2 separate regions of the Homo sapiens genome follow, and region 2 is linked to region 1. Evidence: chromatin contacts called from ENCODE Hi-C data. All regions are on one chromosome and are shown on one strand. Each heading gives the region's core, a stretch centred on a gene start or an enhancer-like site at or near the end of the contact. The rest is flanking DNA. Distances are from core to core; before and after follow the strand shown.

The links. A loop is a pair of places that touch in the nucleus more often than their neighbours do. Pooled maps may share reads with other maps.
Region 2: a pooled map shows a loop between it and region 1 (15-fold over the local background). The contact joins the promoter of CNIH4 here to the promoter of RAB3GAP2 in region 1. A Hi-C loop is called at or near these places in 5 of 50 pooled maps.

What each region holds. Positions count from the first base shown.
Region 1 is chr1:220,271,194-220,275,170 of GRCh38, forward strand. RAB3GAP2 (RAB3 GTPase activating non-catalytic protein subunit 2) reads right to left here and starts at 1,260. Exons shown (of 35, transcript NM_012414.4): 1 at 1,030-1,260. The coding sequence starts at 1,144.
Region 2 is chr1:224,355,310-224,358,945 of GRCh38, forward strand. It overlaps CNIH4 (cornichon family member 4), which reads left to right and starts at 1,570. Exons shown (of 5, transcript NM_014184.4): 1 at 1,570-1,684. The coding sequence starts at 1,616. RefSeq lists enhancers at 1,223-1,362, 1,920-2,420 and a silencer at 1,643-2,012.

The DNA of each region.
Region 1 (3,977 bases), core at 10-2,509:
ATGCAATCATTCACAGATGGGTTCGATTTGATATCTTCTAAATTTTCTAAAAAAGGGAGAGGAGCTTAGTGGGCTTTATATCACCATTCCGGTATAGCACAAAGTGAGAGCGCTGTACTACAAAGCCAAATGTGCTTCAGGTTGGAAATGCAAAAATAAAATAAAATAAAATAAAATAAAATAAAACACAAGGCACACCCTTTCAAAATGAAATGTACGAAATTCTGAAAGCCTATATAGTATCTAATAAACCAGCCTTGGAACTTTATACTACTTGGGGAAAGGCTTATTAAACACTTTGATGATAAAAATAGGTGGAAGGCTTCAATAAAGCAAATTAACCTTTCTTGGCTATGTCACTGTAATTTTAGTTCCTAATGTAGATTCTCGTTCACTTCCTGACAGGTTATTTTCCTTCTTTGAGAGAGTCTTACCTCAAGAGTCACTCATTTGTCAGCCATTTGTTCTCAAAATCTGAATGGGGGAAATGCAGATGAAAGAAGGGAGAGTGTGGGGGGATGATCAACACTTTCGGAATGGGAGGTAGCAGAAGGCCACAGTCTCCGGGATGGAAGAGAGTGGGAGCTGGGGCAATACCAGAGTGGAGCGCTGACATGTGGCAAGGAACGGGGAGGATGCGATCACGGAGCAGGCAACATGAAACAGGGAACGACCCCAGGCTGAAGATGGGAGACGGAGAAGATACTCAGAGAGAAAGCTAGGAATGTGTGGGGGTGGGGGGAGGGAGGGAGAAAGCGGTGATAGGCAGAGGCGAGAGGAAACAAGACGCAGTTTTTAGCCAGGGGTCAGAGGGCCTAAGGAGAAAAGCTGGGTCGAGAGGAAGACAACACAAATGGGGCTTCAGGACGAGGTGGGCAGGGTGTCATCCCGGAGCGGAGGGGAGGCACGGGGAGAACTGGGGGTCCAGAGGGCAGAGGCAGGAGGCGCAGAGCGAGTAGGAGACTCGAACCCGTGAGCAGAGGCCGCGGGTGACGAGGGAAGGAAGGGCGAGGCCAGAGAGGCACTTACTGGGGTCCCTCCGCAAGGCGCCGCTGAGGATCTCCTCCCGCAGGTGAGGAAAGAGGAAGTCCCGGGCGGCCTGGAGGTCCTGGAAGTAGCAGAACTGGACAATGGAGCAGGCCATGGCTCCAGGGAACCCCACTACGGCACTCACCTTACCTCACCACGCCCTGCCCCCTCCACCCCACTGCGGCCGCCACCGAGCCCCAATAGCTCTAGCCAAGCAGAAGGCGGAGAAACCAAACCGGAAGCTGTCACTGACACGGGTCCGCTGTCTCCGAGTACTGCGCAGGCGCAGGCTGGCCCAGGCGCCTAGGGCGCGGGGGCCCGGGTCACGTGACTACGGCGCCGCCGCTGCAGGTGGAGCCAAAGTCGACGTGGAGGCTTGGGGCAGATTTTTCAGTCCCAGTTGTGTGTCTACGCCGAGGCATGAACCCTTTCATTCATTCTGGCTTTTAGCCAGAGGTGTTCTAATTGGACTTGTCCGCGCAGCCCTTTGACTTATTCAGTCTTATTGGTCCCCTACTATTGGCACGATCCTGATGTTTCACAGAAACTAATTCGTTTTAAACTAGTGGCAGGCCAGTGGGGGACCGTATCCTGCAAGAGTCGGATTTTGAAAAGATTAATTGCTCTTCCGGAGATTAGCCCCGTCAAGGCTGGCTTTAAATGCTCCTACTATAGATTCCCATAGTACTACGCAAGCCCAATATAGTACGTGTTATAGTGTATTATACACTTTTGTTTTCATTATTCATTTGGTTTTTCATTCATGCATTCATCCATCCATTCAACAAATATTTGTTAGTCTTTTAAATGCCAGCCACGCAGGGTGCTGAGCATTAGAGAACAAAAGAGAAGAAGTACCTTTTCCCAGAAAGCTGGAATTCTAGTGACTGATACAGGCAGTAAGCAATTAATTACAGTATTTCCCTTTAATCCAAGGGGATATGTTTTAAGATCCCCAGTGGATGACTCAAACCATGGATAGTACTGAAACCTATGTATGTGTATTATGTTTTTACCTATACATATATATGATAAAGTTAAATTTATAAATTAGGCACAGTGAAAGATTAACAATAACTAATAATTAAATTGAATAATTATGTGGAAAATGAACCCATGGATAAAGGGGGGACTACTGTACTTAACTATTTAACTGAAATTGTGATCATGCTAGTAAGTGCTTCATAAATATTTGCTGAAGAAATAAATGGAATGCATACATAAAGTAAATAGAATAACTTGTTTCTTTGACAAAGCACTATTTTTGAAAGTACTTTACATTGTTCATTTGGATAGTCACAAATGCCATCTAAAAATAGTGTGTCTTATCCCATTTTTAAAATAAAGAAATTGAGCTGTCTCTGAGCAGACTTTAAGTTATTTTTCCAAAAAATAAAAACAAAAAAAATTATTTTAATGTGAGCACAAAGGCCTGTAGGCACTTACACATTTCCTAAAGGAAACCTAAAGAGGCCATCCACTTTGTATGAAAAAAGGGCACAGGAACAAATGAAAGGCAAGTGGATGGGGTCCAGAGCATTCATTTCTGTCAGGCCCGTGGACATACACACTTAGTCCTAATAATATAACAACTATAATTTAGTGCCCAGGTTCCTACTCCATTATTTCCTACTTCTAGAGTAGGATGATTTTCACAAAATAGGATAGGCAATTTCTATGTTATCAGGTTAACAGGAATCAGTTCTTCACCTATAAAAGGCAGTTGAATCAGATGTGCTGTAAGGTCCCTTTAAGCATCAGGGACCTATACTTCTGTAATCAAAGCTTTCAGAAAAAGCAAGCTGCCAGTGCTCCCTTCTTCCATCTGAAGAAATGCAGTGTTTCCTCAGATCATCACTAACTAGAATAATCCAGCCCTGATAAGATTATTCCCTAAAATCCAGCACCAATCCCAAACTAAACCAAAATTTAAATTTAGATTCTTAGTGTTACTGGACGAATAACAAACACATGACACTTTCTGGAAGGAGACTGTCATTCCTTGAAAACCATTCAAGTTCCTATTCAGGTAAATGCATTTTGTGGAAGTAACTGCTGTTGGCTGATTTTGCTGGCCTTTGTTCTTCCCTGAGGCATTCATATGTCTCCTGTGGTGGTCATTGAATTTCATTACTGTGTTGGCTCAGTTTTAATGGTGAAGTCCCTGACTTCCTTCCAAGTACTGTTGAAAAGGATCATTCATGGATGTTTTTAAGGACTTTAGATACCCTTCACAGAAATTACAACACATTCATGAACTGAACTCTTCCCCCAGGAAGTTGTAATGCAACAGGGGGGGATGCCTCTGGAGTTCTGCTACCATGGTTTCTGCGGCATGTGGGAGGATTGCATCAGACAGTGAATATCACTTATTCCACAGTCATAAGAAAGCACATTGCAAAAATGTGCAGGCCTTACATATCCCAGCATTGACAGTGTCTCTCCGAGGTCTGGGTTCAGGAGGTAGGAAAAGCACTGTGACCAAAATAACAACAGGATGAGTCCAGGTACCAATGTGAACTTCCTCCAGTATCCATTAGTGTGAGTCAGAGCACAGATGACTGTTGTTAAGAGAGAGATGTGTTACTGAGGAAGATAAGCAGCAGCCCCTTGCCAATCCTTAGCAGCAGCTTGAAGCGAAGGGGTTGAGTTGCAGGATGGGCACTAAACGCAGATGTGAGAGAAAGAGCAATGGACTTGGAATCATGACTTTGGGGAATTCATGTCACTTTTTTGGGACTTAGTTTCTTGGTTTATAAAATGAAGAGGCTGGGCTCTAAAGTTCATCCCAGGGATATGTAGGTTTTGGTAAGAGACTGGGAATGGCAAGTTCTGGGAGCTGGAATTGCTTAGAAGGAGTGGTCTGTGTAAGCACCCTAGTAAGAAGCTTGGGTCAGCAGGAGAAAATGTGAGGGTACTGGACATCTCTAAGGGAAAGTAAGGGGAGC
Region 2 (3,636 bases), core at 320-2,819, 4.1 Mb after region 1:
ATCTCAGAAAAACTAAAACAACAACCACAAAAAAGATGGAAGAGGCATTACATTTGTGGGTGGAAGACATGAACAGAAAACATGTGCCAATTGATGGCAACGTGTTGAGCCAGAAAGTATTGAGCCTATACAAAGACTTCAGTGAGGGATTCCCTAAAACGAGTGATACCAAGCCACTTACTGCAAGTAATGGATAGTTACATGAATGTAAGAATAGATTTGGACTGAAAAATATAAAAATCACTGGAGAGGCTGCATCTGTCTCTTCATCTTATCACATAGGCATTTTATCATCATACATCATCTCAAAAAGAAGGGTCAGTACAATAAGATATTTTGAGACAGAAAGACCACATTTACATAACTTTTATTACAGTATAATTGTTCTATCTTATTATTACTTGTTAATCTCCTACTGTGCCTGATCTATAAATTAAGCTTTATCATAGGTATGTATATATAGGAAAAAACATAGTACACATAAGGTTTGGTACTATCCATCGTGTCAGGCATCCACTTGGGGGTCTTGGAAAGTAGCCCCTGCAAATACAACTGTATTTGTTAAATGAATGAATGGATGAGTAAGACATCGTATTCACTTCTTAAAGATCTTAAAATCTAGAGAGGAGAGAAACATTGCTGTAGGAGAGGATAAACAAAGGACTGTGAAATCTCTGGAGAAATTGAAATCAGGAAGGGAAGGGCAAATCGCAAAAGTCAAGCCAGGAGCATTAAGTTAGATTTGTGCTTTGAGATGAAAACCCCTTACAAATCCTAAGTCAGGGAATGCAATGGTTCTAGAGCCAACTCTAAAGAAAATTTCACACATGGGAAATACATCCTACTGGATATCCGGATTAAAAGCGTTCAGTAGAGACTGGTGCAGTGGCTCAGGCCTGTAATTCCAGCACTGTGGGAGACTGAGGCAGGCAGATCGCTTGAGCCGAGGAATTCGAGACCAGCCTGGGCAACATGGCAAAAACCCCATCTCTATTAAAAATACAAAAAATTAGCCAGGCGTGGTGGTACATTCCTGTAATCCCAGGTACTCAGGAGGCGGAGGTGGGAGGATCACCTGAGGCCAGGAGGTAGAGGCTGCAGTGAGCTGTGACCATGCCACTGCACTCCAGCCTGGGCGACAGAGTGAGACCCTGTCTCAAAAAATAAAATAAAATGAGAAATAATAAAATAAAATTAGCTGGGCATGTCGGGAGGCTGAGGTGGAAGGATTGCTTGAGCCCAGGAATTCGAGGTCATAGTGAGCTCTATCACGCCACTGCACTCCAGCCTGGACGACAGAGCAAGACCCCAGCTCTTTAAAAGAAAAGCGTTGAGTAAATACTTGTTGATTAATTCCATTTCTGGAAATAATCGGATTTATGAAAGAGGCCCTGCCCACCTCTTTGATATGGACTTGTACTAATGAACTACAATTCCCAGCATGCGTCAGAATTAGGGCCGTAGAGTTTTTTAAAATATGGACTACAACTCCCGGCATGCCACACCAGGATTCGAGGACCACACGCCTCAGCCAGCCCCGGCAAGGGCCTATCAGGGGTGGGTCGGGGCATCCGAGCGGGTTTGACGGAAGGAGCGGCGGCGACGGAGGAGGAGGATGGAGGCGGTGGTGTTCGTCTTCTCTCTCCTCGATTGTTGCGCGCTCATCTTCCTCTCGGTCTACTTCGTATCCTTGCCTGAGGCAGGCGAACGCCTTGCCGGGGGACACGGCTGAGGGTGGGCCAGTTGGGCACCCGGGCAGGTGTGTGGGACTAGGGAGGCGCCCGGCGGCGGGCGTGGGCTCCCTGGGAGCTGGCCTGGCCGGGGCGGTGGCGCGGGCCCCGGAGCGGGTAGGAGAGGCTGGCTGCCCTACCCGACGGGCCCTGCTGCCCTGCACGCACTTGCCCTGCCTGGGTTGCCGGCCGCCCCTCACTCGGGTCCGAGTGGGCCTCTCCGGGCGCGCCCCGTCTCGGCCTGCCCGCCTGCTCTCCGCTCGTCCCCGCGGCGCCCGGACCAGCCCTGCCTGAGCCACGGCCGCCCTCGGGAGAGAAGCGTCGCTGTTTTTCTGGGAGAGGCCCTGCGCCGTGCTCTTCGTCGGATATTGGGGGTCCCAAGGGCGGTCGCTTGCGACAGTCGGGTGCCGGGATAAGTGCGGGCCATTTGCCTCCTCCTGTTCCCCACGCAACACCCCCGGCACCCGCCCCTTTGTTCTGGCGGGTGTTAGTACTTGCAGGGACCTTTCACATCCAGGAGTTGACTCATTCGCCAAAGGAGCGAAGTTGCTTCCTTCACTGTGCCGTTTTGTAGTGAGTGTTGGAAAGGAGTTGTTTTAACAACTGTCTACAAAGTGATTATTTTGGTTGTCCCCGGTGGTTGCAGATCTGTAAATTCAATAACTACATCTGCTGTAGTTCCCAATCGTTTCTCAGCTTTTAAATTTTTCTATCGATCCATGTTAAAACTTAAGTTGCAGTATTCAAACTGTTTTCCAGAGCAATAAATGGTGGTTGAATTTAGCACTGCAGTAGCCATGTCGGCTACAACTCTTCCCATCTCTTGACAAAGCATCTAGGCTTAGTTGTTGCCCAATGTTGTATTGCACCATCCAGGTTTAAGTAATTAAATATAAGAAAAAACGTATGAGGAACTCCGCATTTCAGCTTCCTTTCTTGGAAATCACATGTACCTGTTTCTGATCGGATTAAACCATTTGTTTGCTAGAGCATGCGGGCTTTAGGATAGTCGTACAGAGTATATGTTCAGTGCAGCTTCATTTTTCATTGTGGACTGGCATCCTGTTGTAGTGGAAAGGGACAAAATTTGGAATCAGATTTCCTGGTCAGCTAGCTCTTTGCTTGCACATTATTTCCCTAAGCCTCAGTTTTCTGATCTTTAAAATAGGAAATGTTTATTTCCTAGATATGCACAATGAGAATGGTGCTGAGCACCCTAGCACAGTGCCTGCCCCATAGCTAATGTTCAGTAAATATTGCTCTGCCTTCGTGTCCCCACCCTCCCCAATTGAGCAGCAGTTTTTACTTTGATGATATCTAACGACAAGATTTCTGAGTTTTAGTAGGTTTGGGGAGCTGATTGAAAGGGCAGCATCACTTGCCTAAGTTTTGATGACCTCTATGCCCCTCTTGTGATATAAGGAACTAGAGCAAGCTTGTCCAACCCACGGCCCACGGGCTGCATGTGGTCCAGGACAGCTTTGAATGTGGCCCAACACAAATTTGTAAACTTTCTTAAAACATTATGATTCTTTTTTGGTGATTTTTTTTTAAGTTCATCAGCTATCATTAGTATTAGTGTATTTTATGTGTGGCCCAAGGCAATTCTTCTTCCAGTGTGGCCCAGGGAAGCCAAAAGATTGGACACCCCTGAACTAGAGCTTATGCTCAGAAATGTAGCTGGGTTTTTTCTTTTTGCAGTTTGGAAAACCAGGCTTGATAATTTTAAATAGCCCTGGTTTACACCAATTTATGCATTTAGAGAAATGGTAGGTGGAATGTTTGACTTAGACATTACATTAAAATACATTCGGGGGGTGTTTTGATGAAATTCAGCATATTCTGTATTTTAGAATAGTTGCACTAACTTAGGGATAGGAGGTGGAAAATGGTCACGGTAGACTTA